Regions from separate parts of the Homo sapiens genome. Here region 1 is linked to region 2. A link is a contact called in ENCODE Hi-C data. All regions are on one chromosome and are shown on one strand. Each heading gives the region's core, a stretch centred on a gene start or an enhancer-like site at or near the end of the contact. The rest is flanking DNA. Distances are from core to core; before and after follow the strand shown. Region 1 holds the start of LIPF (lipase F, gastric type). Region 2 overlaps KLLN (killin, p53 regulated DNA replication inhibitor).

Region 1 (7,178 bases), core at 1,918-4,417, 800 kb after region 2:
TCCTTCCTGTCATTTAGGTCCCAGTTGCTTCCTGAGAGAAGCCTTCCATGGCTACTTCATCCTAAGTGATCCACCTCTGCTTATTCTCTTTCATATAACTCTGTTTCTTCACAGTGCTTTTCAAGGTCTGTTTAAGATTTTTGTCCCTTTCTTCATTGTTTGTCTCTCTGTACTGTAATATGTAAGCTCCTACAGGACAGGAATCTCTTTTGCCTTTTTAATAAGTATTTCTACCTTCTGAAACAGTGTTGAACACGCAATAGGCACTTGATAAATATTTGTTCTCAATGAATGAATGAGGTCTTGAGAAATTAGTAAATTTATTCATAATAAAAATAAAAAGTACCATTTACTGAGCATCTATACTATGCCTTTTGCTAAGTATATTAAGAATTATCTCACTTAATTAATTATCTCATTTAATTTTTAACAACAACAATCTGAGAGGTAGGCAATGTTATCCCAATCTTATAAAAGAAGGAAGTGAGAGACTGAAGTTGACATAAATTCATACAGGAAGCAAGTGGTAGTGCAAAAATTTGAGCTTAATCAGTTTAACCCCAGAGCTCATGCTTTTGTGCTTATGCTATTCTTCTCCCTGTCAGAAAAAAAAAGGTAAATAAATTTTCACAGTATATAAAGGGCAGCATCTGCTTATGAACAGGCTGGGGCACTCTTGTGGATCTTGCTATGTTTCTTCAGTGAGGCCAACATGAAACACTATTGATAATACTGTCTTATATTTATGTCCCGAGTTCTTTAAATTTTCTAAAGTATGCGCTATTTTATTAACTTCTTTGGTCTCTACTCATGTGCTAATTTATTATATATAACATATAATATATAAATATATATAATATGTATAATATATATATATATTCTATCCACCCTTTCATTCGTTATACACAGTCTAGATAGGAAACAGACAGCTTATATTTAAAGCACAAAAACTGTGAGAAGTGTGGTATGCATGAAGACCTAGGACAACCAGGGGAAGAATGAACTAACTCTGTTGGACAATTCAGAGAAGTCCTCATCATGGAGATGACATTTGAAGTGAAACTTAAATCTTGAATCATGAGTAAAACGTACCAAGCAAAAAACAGACAATTTGATCTTTGACGAACCTGACACAAGCAATGGGGAAAGGATTCTCTATTTAATTAATGGTGTTGGGAAAACTGGCTAGCCATAGGCAGAAAACTGAAACCAGACCCCTTCCTTATACCTTATACAAAAATTAACTCAAGATGGATTAAAGACTTAAAATAAGACCTAAAACCATAAAAACCCTAGAAGAAAACCTAGGCAATACCATTCAGGACATAGGCATGGGCAAAGTCTTCATGTTTAAAACACCAAAAGCAACGGCAGCAAAAGCCAAAATTGACAAATGGGATCTAATTAAACTAAAGAGCTTCTATGCAGCAAACGAAGCTATCATCAGAGTGAATAGGCAACCTAAAGAATGGGAGAAATTTTTACAATCTATCCATTTGACGAAGGGCTAATATCCAGAATCTACAAGGAACTTAAACAAATTTACAAGAAAAAAACAACCCCATCAAAAAGTGGTTGAAGGATATGAACAGACATTTCTCAAAAGAAGACAGTTATGCCACCAACAAACATATGAAAAAAAAGCTCATCATCACTGGTCATTAGAGAAATGCAAATCAAAACCACAATGAGATACCATCTCACTCCAGTTAGAATGGCGATCATTAAAAAGTCAGGAAATAACAGATGCTGGAGAGGATGTGGAGAAATAGGAACGCTTTTTCACTGTTGGTGGGAGTGTAAATTAGTTCAACCATTGTGGAAGACAGTGTGGCAATTCCTCAAGGATCTAGAACCAGAAATACCATTTGACCCAGCAATCCCATTACTGGGTATATACCCCAAGGATTGTAAATCATTCCACTGTAGGGAACACATGCACACATATGTTTATTGCAGCACTATTCACAATAGCAAAGACTTGGAACCAACCCAAATGCCCATCAATAATAGACTGGATAAAGAAAATGTGGCACATATACACCATGGAATACTATGCAGCCATGAAAAAGGATGAGTTCATGTCCTTCACAGGGACATGGATAAAGCTGGAAAGCATCATTCTCAGCAAACTAACACAGGAAGAGAAAACCAAACACCGCATGTTCTCATTCATAAGTGGGAGTTGAACAATGAGAACACATGGACACAGGGAAGGGAACGTCACACACCAGGGCCTGCCAGGGGCTAGGGGACAATGGGAGGGATAGCACTAGGAGAAATACCTAATGTAGATGATGGGTGGATTGGTGCAGCAAACCACCATGGCGCATGTATACTATGCAGCAAACCTGCACATTCCGCACATGTATCCCACGAGCAACAGATGCTCATGATGGTTGTAAAGGATCAACTGTATTTTAAAACATAATTTAATATATACTTTTAATAAACACATTCATATTGTTCAAACTATAACCCATAGATTTTTTTGTTTCCTTTTTTTTAACTTTTATTTTAAGTTTAGGGGTACAAGTGCAGGTTTGTTACATAGGTAAACCTGTGTCCTGGAGATTTGTTGTACAGATTGTTTCATCGTCCAGGTATTAAGCCTAGATTTCTTAGAAGGAAAAAGACACCAAAAATATGTTCTTAAAGGTCAAGGGCTGGGTTTTGTATGATAGCTAGACCATTATCTGTAGGATTTGAGACCCTGGTCAAAGACCATAATAAAATATTAATCTTTGCTGAACACATTCACTTATCTAACCATCTAGTCAAAATAGCTTATGCGCTGCATTTTTAAAGAATAACAGGTGGCCTTTTGTCATTTTATGCCTCTCTATCTGAGCCAAACTATATAATCATTTGCATTATACCTTTGGCTCAAAAACGTTTATATGTTTAGGCTATCAAGGATTATTTTTAATGGTTCCTAAATCATTTTAATCCTCAGAACTACTTTGGCCAATATTTGTCTTTGTTAAAAGTTAAAGGTGAGCACTCAGTATTATGTGAAAATGAATGCAATATTTAATTTTTAGTTTTGTCCTGTTAACATTAGATGATGCCCAGATAGTAAGTCTTTTTGGTAATGTAATCAGTGGATGAGGAATCTGACCATTGTTGAAGGTTTTGTATATAAGAAGTCAATACAACATTGACCAAAATACTAACCAGCCAGAGAAACAGAATCCTAACTATTTCTGAGGAAACTGTAAGTAGAACTTCTGCTGAACAAAATTGTTATTTGAATTATTAGATTTTTTCTTTATCCCAAGTGATGCATTTTTAAAGGCTTAGATATTTGTTGCATATTCACCTGCATAAATGTATCTGTTTAAATTATGGCTTATTCCTCTAGGATTTGATTTATTTTATTCTTTTTTTTGTATGGACATGAGACTCTTAATTATGGAATGACAAATTTGTTTATTATTGCAATTAGTGCCTAATGTGAAAGTCTCATAATTTCTTAACTATTGAATTACAAATTTGTTTATTAAGTTCCTAATGTGAAAGTCTAGTCTCTGTGACTCTTCTTTTTGAGAAGGAATAGATCAGTAATCTAGTGACATATAATTGGCTGTATTAATATGCTATGTTTAATATTTAATATCATCCAAATCAACTGCTGTTGAATTGATCATTATTAATACGATTGTGAAACCTTATAGGCTATTAAAACATTTATTTAAATTATAAACTTTTCAAAACAGAAGTCTAGACCAAATTATATAAATCTCCCTGGGGATGTCCCTATAAAAGCTGGCCCAGGGTCATACTGAAGGAGTATTACAGTGGGGAAGAACATAGCCTTTGGAAATAGACTAGTTTAAAATATGGGCTCCACTACTTTCTATATATTTGGTTGGGCGAGTCCTCTTTTAGCCTTACCTTGCTTATTTGTAAAATGGATAATATAATGCTACCTACTTCATAGAGTTGCTATGAGAATTAAATGAGATAATAGTCATAATAACTATATTTAACTAACGTTTATGAGATGCCCAGCATGTTAAGAACTTTACTTTTGTTATCATAATGAATTCCCCTAACATAGAGAAATGTACTATTACAGGCCCTGTTTTATAGATGAGAACACTGTCTTAGCAAGATAGTTCATTTCACGTATACCATGTTGAACACACAGTACAGCACACAGTGAGTCCTCTGTATGTGTTAATTACTGGTATTTTCCTAGGACTTGGCAACAAGCATTTTGAGAAATTTATTCTGCCCTTGAACATCTTTGAGCCCATTGAGATGTTCTCCAACGCAAACAGTAGGTTAAGTGTCCTCACTTTACAATGGCAAATCACTTAATGGAGGTCATGTGGGTTCCTGAAATGTTTGATGAAAGCCTCTGGTTTGAATGTTACAACACTACTGGTTAGTCTTTATATATTAGTTTATCTCTTCCTAAAATATCACGGTAAAAACAAGGCTTAGTTAAAAACTGATTTTTTTTTTTTTTTTTTTTTTTTGAGACGGAGTCTCACACTGTCTCCTGGGCTGGAGTGCAATGGTGCGATCTCCGCTCACTGCAACCTCCGCCTCCTCGGTTCAAGGACTCTTGCGTCTCAGCCTCCCAAGTAGCTGAAATTACAGGCGCGCACACCCGGCTAATTTTTTTGTATTTTTAGTAGAGACGTGGTTTCACCGTGTTAGCCAGGATGGCCTCGATCTCCTGACCTCCTGATCCGCCCGCCTCGGCCTCCCAAAGTGCTGGGTTTGCAGGCATGAGCTACCGCGCTCTGCCAAAAACTGATTTTTAAGAGATACCCTTAAATCTAATCCTATACTAAACCAGTGGGCAAACTATTAGACCAGAGGGTCAGATTTAGGCCTTGAGAGTTCTGGTCTGGTTTTACTGTAAATCAGGAACTATGCTATGTGCTCTGCATGAATTACTATAAACGGGTTTTCTTGAAATATTATCAGCAACTGGGAAGTCACCACTTTTCAAAGAATTCCACTTGAATCCAAAGATCCAAATATTACACATTCTTCACTGTATTCAAGTCAAATATTTCTACATATGATCTCGAAGTATTGCTCCTAACATACAATTTCTCAATAAATATTTATTGAATAATTTATTTCTGACACACTAAAAATGAAGTGATTTAAAACTGTCCTCTACATGGCTTCCCTTCAAATATTTGAGGACAATATCACTTCTCTATTGAAGCTTTTTCACCAGCTTAATATCTGAAGATTCTCAAACTTATAATCAGTGACTACAACATAGAAGGAAGTTCAGGTGTTGTGGGCCTAATACCAAATATTGTCTATAAGGCTAGGTGTGGTGGCTTATGTCTATAATCCCAGTGCTTTGGGAAGCCCAGGCGGGAAGATACCTTGAGGCCAGGAGTTCGAGACCAGTCTGAGTAATGTAGAAACACCCTATCTCTAAAAAAAAGAAAAAAAATTAGCCAGATGAACACCTGTAGTCCCAGCTACCCTGGAAGCAGAGGTGGGAAAATCACATAATAACCTCAAATCAGTAAATGTTTATGGAATAACTATTATAAACAACATTTAAAATCACCATGATTACTTTGAACACACGTTATACAGAGATTGGATATAGAGAAGTCAAAGGCCCACACATCCCTCACCCAAATCTGGGCTCTCAAAATAAGCAGGCAAAAGTCTTAAACACAAAGCATAATAAGGACACATTGTTATGCCAATTAGAGGCTTTTTTTTTTTGCCAATTAAGATTAATTCAGTATGGCTTGAAACCAAGTGGAAAATGTTCTTAAACAAAAGGAATCAAACAGTGAAAACAAGTTAAGCATTAAAAGCTTAAACATGTTAAGCATTAAAACATGTTAAGCATTAAGTTACCTGTGCTGACATCCATATGTCTCATTTTATTGCCCAATGGAATATAATCAAACCCAAGCATTCCTCTACTTAGCACAAAGGTAAAATTGGCATAAAATATAAGCATTATGAAAGTATAATGGATTAACCATGGCACGGGTTATTCTTTTCTTTCAGGCAGGTCCAAAATGTGGCTGCTTTTAACAATGGCAAGTTTGATATCTGTACTGGGGACTACACATGGTTTGTTTGGAAAATTACATCCTGGAAGCCCTGAAGTGACTATGAACATTGTAAGTTACTCTGGGGAAAAACTCTATAAAACTAAAAGATGCTATTATTTAAAATCATAATGAGTTAAAGATTTTATATGACCAATTAAAAATAAACAGTAATATTCATTTATTAGATATATCTAAAAATCAACTAAAATTTAAACTTTTGGGTTTGCTTCCTCAGAGTCAGATGATTACTTATTGGGGATACCCAAATGAAGAATATGAAGTTGTGACTGAAGATGGTTATATTCTTGAAGTCAATAGAATTCCTTATGGGAAGAAAAATTCAGGGAATACAGGTATATATAAGCTTCTTTTCTTCCTTCCTTTCTCTCTTTTTTCCTTTCCTTCTTTCTTCTTCCTTCCCTCTCTCCTTTCTTCCTCCAACTTTTCCTTCTTTTGTTCTTCCCTTTTTCCTCCTTTTATTTCTTGCTAAAAATGTAATGTCTTGCTCATTCTGGAAATGCAAAAATAAGCTATATTTTCAGTCTTCAAGGAGATCATCATCAAGCCAATGAAATAGATAAGTAAATGAGTGATTATAATAATATGTGATAAGCTCAAGCTACAACTGTACATAGGATATTAAACTGAAGGTTTTAATAAAATTACCTAACTCAGCTAAGGGAGTCAAGGAAAGCTCACTCTCAGAAACAGTAACTGGATGAAGATCTAAGGATCAGGAAGAGTTAGCCAGGGTGTGTGTTGCAGAGGGGAAGATGGGGAACCAATTCAAGGCTCATTTCCTAAACACATACAGGCTAATTTTCACTAGTACTATTAAAAATTTACCTTTTACTCATTGTAGAAATGTTATGAAGTACAAAAAGAAAAAAAAAAGATTACTCGTAATTTTACCACTCACAGTTTACCAAATTTAACATTGTGCTGAATTACCTGAGAATATAATTTTTTCAATAGTTTTATTGAGATGTAACTGGCATATAATAAGCTGCTCATATTTAAGGTGTGCAGTTTCATAAGTTTTGGCATCTGAGAAATCAACTCCCTGAGAAATCATCACCACAATTACGATAAGATATTCAAAAATAATCAACTCAATCA
Region 2 (7,122 bases), core at 4,443-6,942:
AGAGTCTCGCTATGTTTCCTAGGCTGGTCTCAAACTGCTGGCCTCAAGCAATCCTCCCACCTTGGCCTCCCAAAGTGCTAGGACTACAGGCAGAGAGGTTTGTTTTTGAAAGAATTATAGATGTTGCTTTGCGGGCAAGAAGTGAACCCCAATAAGAGTCACAAAATTTTAAAGAGAGTTATATGGATAAAATTGCACCAGCTTGGACTAAGGAAGAGACAGTTCAAAATGAAAAAACCTTCCAAGCCCCCAACTTCCTACGGGCAGGAAGCAGGCTGAGAGAGTTATTTAACTGTAAAAGGAAGGAAGGCAGTTTCTTTTCTTTTTTTTTTTTGGTGGTGTTAGTAACTTTTATTGAAGCGGCAGTGTACAGCAGCAGAGGTACTGCTCCTTGCAGAGCAGGCTAACCCACAAGCGATGTGCCCGGCGTAGCTGCTCAAAAGCAGTTCTGCGCTTATATTTATACCTACTTTTTTGTTTTTGTTTTTGTTTTTTTATTATACTTTAAGTTCTAGGGTACATGTGCACAATGTGCAGGTTTGTTACATATGTATACATGTGCTGTGTTGGTTTGCTGTACCCATTAACTGGTTATTTATATTAGGTATTTCTCCTAATGCTATCCCTCCCCCATCCCCCCCACGACAGGCCCTGGTGTGTGACATTCCCCGCCGTGTGTCCAAGTGTTCTCATTATTCAATTCCCACCTATGAGTGAGAACATGTGGTGTCTGGTTTTCTATCCTTGTGATAGTTTGCTCAGAATGATGGTTTCTAACTTCATCCATGTCCCTACAAAGGACATGAAGCTCATCCTTTTTTATGGCTGCATAGTATTCCATGGTGTGTACGTGCCACATTTTCTAAATCCAGTCTATCATTGATGGACATTTTATGTTGGTTCCAAGTCTTTGCTATTGTGAATAGTACCTCAATAAACATACGTGTGCATGTGTTTTTATAGTAGCATGATTTATAATCCTTTGGGTATATACCCAGTAATGGGATTGCTGGGTCAAATGGTATTTCTAGTTCCAGATCCTTGAGGAATCGCCACACTGTCTTCCACAATGGTTGAACTAGTTTACAGTCCCACCAACAGTGTAAAAGCTATTCTCCACATCCTCTCCAGCATCTGTTGTTTCCTGATTTTTTAATTATCACCATTCTAACTGGTGTGAGATGGTATCTCATTGTGGTTTTGATTTGCATTTCTCTGACGACCAGCGATGACGAGCATTTTTTCATGTGTCTGTTCACTGCATAAATGTCTATAAATGTCTTCTTTTGGAAAGTGTCTGTTCATATCCTTTGCCCACTTTTTGATGGGGCTGCTTTACTTTTTCTTGTAAATTTGTTTAAGTTCTTTTTAGATTCTGGATATTAGCCCTTTGTCAGATGGGTAGATTGTAAAAATTTTCTCCCATTCTGTAGGTTGTCTGTTCACTCTGATGGTAGTTTCTTTTGCTGTGCAGAAGCTCTTTAGTTTAATTAGATCCCATTTGTCTATTTTGGCTTTTGTTGCCATTGCTTTTGGTGTTTTAGTCATGAAGTCCTTGCCCATGCCTATGTCCTGAATGGTATTGCCTAGGTTTTCTTCTAGGGTTTTTATAGTTTTTATGTCTAACATTTAAGTCTTTAATCCATATTGAATTAATTTTTGTATAAGGTGTAAGGAAAGGATCCAGTTTCAGCTTTCTACATATGGCTAGCCAGTTTTCCCAGCACCATTTATTAAATAGGGAATCTTTTCCCCATTTCTTGTTTTTGTCAGGTTTGTCAAAGATCAGATGGTTGTAGATGTGTGGTGTTATTTCTGAAGCCTCTGTTCAAGGAAGGCAGTTTCTTATGAAAAAGGAAAATTGATTCAGAGTTCCTAGTCTAGACCCCAGAGGGTGGAACTAAGAGCTCTTGAGAACAACGCATTGGGAAACTATTCTGAGGGAGGCCAACCTAGGCACTAATGGAGAACTTGATCCTCAGAGGACCGGTAACAGTGCTTGGCTGGATTTCAGAATTGCTATGGACTAATGACTGCTATATGCCTTCCATTTCCGCCATTTTCAAACAGGCGTGTCTACTGCAGTTATCCTATCCCTTTTTCAGCATTGTATGTTGTGTATGTAACTTCTCTTTTAGTTAACAGGTCTCCAGATGAAGAAAAGCTGCATCTGAAATGCCTCATCCACATCTAGGCCTAGTATAGATTACTAGATCCTGAAGTTTAACACTGATGCTATATAGAATAATAGTTTTGGAGAAAGGGAGTGAGTGTATTCTGCATGTCGTGTGTGTGTGTGTGTGCATGTATGTGCATATGTATACTGTTGTAGCTGGAGGATGGATCATGATAGACTATTTCCCAAATTGACTGGCAACAATTTCTCATCCCAGCTGCTACTTCCATCAAGGAGTATCTTTCCCTTCCTTTTGAATCTGGGCTGTCCTTGTGACTTGCTTGGCCAAGAGAATGCAGTGGAAGTGACATTCTGGGACTTCTGAACCCAGGATTTAAGAGACCCTGTATTTTCTGCTGTCTTCCTCTTGGGATCCAGGCACTGTATAAAGAAGCCTGGGTTGGACCACTGAATAATGAGCAACCACACAAAGAAAGGAGGCTCCTAACCATTTTTAGCTACTCTAGCTGAGGTCCCAGACATGTGGTAAGCTATCTTGGACATTCCAGACCCAGCCAAATTCACAGCTGAATAAAGCACGTCTGACCCTAGCTAATGTCATTGGGGAGCCGACCTGTCCAGCTGTGCCCTTCCCCAATTGCAGAATTGTGAGGAAATAAATGGTGGTAGTTGTTTTGAGCCACTAAGTTTTAAGCGGCCCCCATGGTATCAGTTCAGGTCAGACATGTGCTTTATTCTGCTGTGAGTTTGGCTGGGTCTGGAATGTCCAAGATGGCTTCCCACATGTCTGGGACCTCAGTTAAAGTAGCTAAAATGGTTAGGGACTCCTTTCTTGCTGTGGTTGCTCATCATTCAGTGGTCCAGCCCAAGCTTCTTTACACAGTGCCTGGGTCCCAAGAGGAAGACAACAGAAAGTTTTAAGGTAATTTATTATGCAGCAATAGATAATTGAAAACAATTATCCAGCCAGGTGCAGTGGCTCACACCTGTAATCTCAGCACTTTGGGAGGTGGAGGTGGGCAGATCCCTTCAGGCCAGGAATTCAAGACCAGCCTGGCCAACATGGCGAAACCCCGTCTCTACTAAAAAAACAAAAAATTAGCCAGGCACAGTGGTGCATGCCTGTCATCCCAGCTACTCGGGAGACTGAGGCAGGAGAATTGCTTAAACACCTCGGGAGGCGGAGGTTGCAGTGAGCTGAGATTGTGCTACTGCACTCCAGCCTGGGCAACAGAGCGAGACTGTCTCAAAAACAAAACAAAACAATTATCAAATGTCAGGGTATCTTCCTATTGCTTTACCTTTACTCTGTGGGCTGGGAAGAAGTTGTAACAATGTCAGCCATAGAAGTCAAGTTTTCAATGCAGACTAAATTCCATGACAGTGAACACTATATGCCATAGTAGTCACTGCTCTGTCCATAGAGCTTAGAACAGTATTGCCACTTAATAGGCTCCCAAATATTTGTTGATTGAATCATTAAATAAATGAATTGAGATAAGATCCCCTACCCTCAAGAGGATGGACAAAAAAGATTCTTTAAATGGAGTGTGGAGTCTTAATAAGGGAAAAGAAGTAAAGAAAAAGCAGATAAGCTCTAAGTCTGCCTTTTTTCATGGTCCAGGGCTATTTGTCCCATGCATTTTCTCTTTGAAAAAGGTGCTGTTTTTTGTGATGCCTTAGAGGCCAGAAGGATGTTTTGAAGGGGAAAATTGTAGGAGTTAGGCAGAGCAGGGTTTTGGCTCCTTCTCAATGTCCCTCTACCTAGACAAATTCGGGCTATTCTGCAGAGGTTGCAGTGAGCCATGATCACGTCACTGCACTCCAGCCTGAGGAACAGAGGGAGACTCCGTCTCAAAAAAAAAAAAAAAAAAAAAAAAAAAAAAAATTTCTGCCTACTCTATGAAGCACCTGGTAGGTGTCCCAATATTTTCTGGTATATGGGAATTACCTTTTTCTATTATTGGAAGGTCTAAAAAGCAAACAATGTGCTCCATATGGCTAGAGTTAGTATTAAGGGGACCAAGTAGAATAATTGGTAGCTAGTGTTAGCCTGGAGACTAACATAGTCAAAGCTGTCTTGTCATGTTATGTCTTTTTTATTTGTATTGCTCCACGGTCCAAGACAAAATTTCTGAACGCCACTTGGACACAGTGAGTACCTGGTCTGCTCTATTGTTCTCAGGAGCAACCAACTCAACCCTTATTTCTCTGAGAATGATGATTTCATACAGCACATCTCTCTACCAAGATGTGAAAGATGACACCATGGCATCTGAAATAGCTTCAGGAGAGATTTGGGACATGGGAAGCTTGTAGACAATAATGGAAAATTCTCTTTTAGAATATAGTTACTTGTATGACCCACAGTAGCGCCTTTTGGAGAATGTCTTAAAATTATCTTTATTGAAAGAACAATAATGTTTGTTATTAGGATAAATGAAATAAGGGGAAAACCTCAGACCCTTGGAACAATGGGTTTACATTCAATCCAATGATTATTATGTTTTTATATTCTGTATTATTTAGAAAACAGTAGTTAAACAGACAGAAATACAGAAGATTGTTTAAAAATTAAAGCTATTGAGTTAGATCCCTTTTTGAAAGGTCAGCGTATGGGAGATGAGAAAGGCACTATAGAGATCAGAGTGTTTACACAAAAGACATCTTAGCAGATGACCTACAAAGAGCACATCAAGTATTTATATCATCCACATCAAGTTGCTGGTCATTTCGCTTATCAAAGAAAATAAGAAAGAAATTTTCTTTCGACATTATTTTGGTGTAGTAACAATAGAGTTTTGGAATCAGCTGTTAGAAGCGATAATTAAAGCTAGTTTACCATGCTTACTAATCAATCTACATAGTCACCCTGAAGCTTTATATAATTGTCCCTTTGTTACAAGCTTCTACTTCTCCCTATGGTATTCTGGTTCTGAATCCAGACAGGTAAAGAACTAAGTATGGCCGGGCGCGGTGGCTCACGCCTGTAATCCCAGCACTTTGGGAGGCCGTGGCGGGCAGATCACGAGGTCAGGAGATCGAGACCATCCTGACCAACATGGTGAAACCCTGTCTTTACTAAACTACAAAAAATTAGCCCGGCATGATGGTGTGCGCCTGTAGTCCCAGCTACTCGGGAGGCTGAGGCAGGGGAATTGCTTGAACCTGGGAGGCAGAGGTTGCAGTGAACCGAGATCATGCCACTGCACTCCAGCCTGTGAGACTCCGTCTCAAAAAAAAAAAAAAAAAAAGAAAAAAAAAAAAAGAACTGAAGTGCTTGGAGACCAGTGTATTGTAATATCTATACAGCCAAGCAGGTATTTTCAACTGAACTTTAAAAAAGTACTATTTTTGAAACTTTCTTTAGTTTAGATAGGGCCAGCCATTTGGGTAGAAAGGAAAAGAAAAACAAAAAATTGGAAAAGGATGCATCAGTATTTCTTTCAGAAACAACTTAACACTAGGAACAGAAGGAGGATTTTATTCACCAACTCCTAATAACCACCTGATGTTGCTGTTGGGCTGGCCAAATATCTGCCAACATTGATGATCCTTTCATTCACCACTAGAGAGAAGTAGAGGGACCTGATGTTTAGAGAAGCAGTAAAACCCATTTCCCATTTTCTTTCTTCAGCCGGATGGAAGTACTTGGAGGCTGGTCTCATATTCTAGCACTTTAGTGCTGGTGATGCAGATTATCTCTGCTCCAGAGTAACTCTGTGCCATGGAATCCAAGAGGATTCTGTCGCACCAGGACAGGAATGCACCCTTGTTTCATTTGCTTCCATGAAAGCAGATTTCAGAGATTCTCAGATGCTATGAGACTAATTGTCACTTAGGGTAGGCTCCAGGGGAGGGACAGAGAAGGGCAGTGCTAATAACAGGGACTCTGGAGACAAGATCAGCAATCTAAGAAACAAATGTGAGACATTTTACCCCTCCCTAATCTACTCCCCTTTTAAAAGTTCATCTTCATTTTCCCTTTTTCTACCACGCAGTAATTGATAATTAAACACAGCTCTGGTTTTTACCATGCAATCTAGTAGAACACCTAGACATCAGGAACTCCTTATCTTTGGTTATTTATACAATAATGAAATCTGTAGTTCACGCTAGGCTGTGTGGACAGTATCTGCATCTCTGGAAATCAACTGGAGGCCTTTCTCTTACTCTTTTCCGGTTGCTTTCCATTTCCTTTTCCACTGTGGTCCTTGCCTTTCCCAAGCTGACCAGAACTATGCACAAAACCAGTCTTCAATAAATATCAACACTGAAGCTTCAGCAGGTTGTTAACTCCTGCACAGCTATCTTAAATGCTGTATATAAGTGCAAAGTTTTATGGAGCCTCAGAGGTCTCTAAGAACACTGTAAATATCCCAGGTTTAATTAGTAGTCCCGGAGTTAGGTAATGGCCTGTGGCTTTCTGCGCTAGGTCTCTTGAGGTTTCTAGTCTTCAGAGGTTGCCTGCAACTATGATGTGCACATATACAGTACTCTTTCTCAAATACAGCATAAACCCTCTTTAGACTTTGCTAGGCACTTACAATTATTGAACACACATGCAGATTGATTCTCATTCTCTCAAAGTTTGAAAAACAACTCAGTGCTTCAACCTAGGTCTCGTTAGATATTTTTTGACTCAAATTGTCGTCTGTAGTTCTACTTCCTAAGGGAAATGAAAAAACAATAAATTCCCAGACTGGTGTTGATGCTCATTCTCTTTAAGCGGGTCGACTACTTGCTTTGTAGATCCTTGACGGGTGGGGTGCGGGGTAGGAGTGCGATCCAACTCTCAGCATTTCCGAATCAGCTCTCTCACGGTGACAGGTCAGCCCAATCGGGGCTGTAAACAGACTTGACAGGTTTGTTCTGGGCTGACGGCCATTGACTAGGTTCTCAGACCAGATAAGTCACTTGGCTGAGTCCACAGTAGGTGGGGCGCGCTCACCAGCTCAGGGGTAGTGACTGGACGTTTGTTGCAA

The links. Hi-C counts contacts between places; a loop is a spot of excess contacts on that map. Pooled maps may share reads with other maps.
Region 1: a loop to region 2 is called in a map with no recorded cell type, with 6 times the contacts of the local background. The contact joins the promoter of LIPF here to the enhancer-like site in region 2. A Hi-C loop is called at or near these places in 1 of 37 single-sample maps with no recorded cell type and 5 of 50 pooled maps.

What each region holds. Positions count from the first base shown.
Region 1 is chr10:88,661,275-88,668,452 of GRCh38, forward strand. It overlaps LIPF (lipase F, gastric type), which reads left to right and starts at 3,168. Exons shown (of 10, transcript NM_004190.4): 1 at 3,168-3,217; 2 at 6,013-6,128; 3 at 6,295-6,412. The coding sequence starts at 6,024.
Region 2 is chr10:87,854,644-87,861,765 of GRCh38, forward strand. It overlaps KLLN (killin, p53 regulated DNA replication inhibitor), which reads right to left. Exons shown (of 1, transcript NM_001126049.2): 1 at 4,515-7,122. Among named protein-coding and RNA genes, the nearest start is that of KLLN, 5.3 kb to the right of the region's middle. Within about 2 kb of position 5,693, at least 3 of the 41 ENCODE cell types and tissues checked have a DNase peak (open chromatin) inside an H3K27ac peak, as active enhancers do.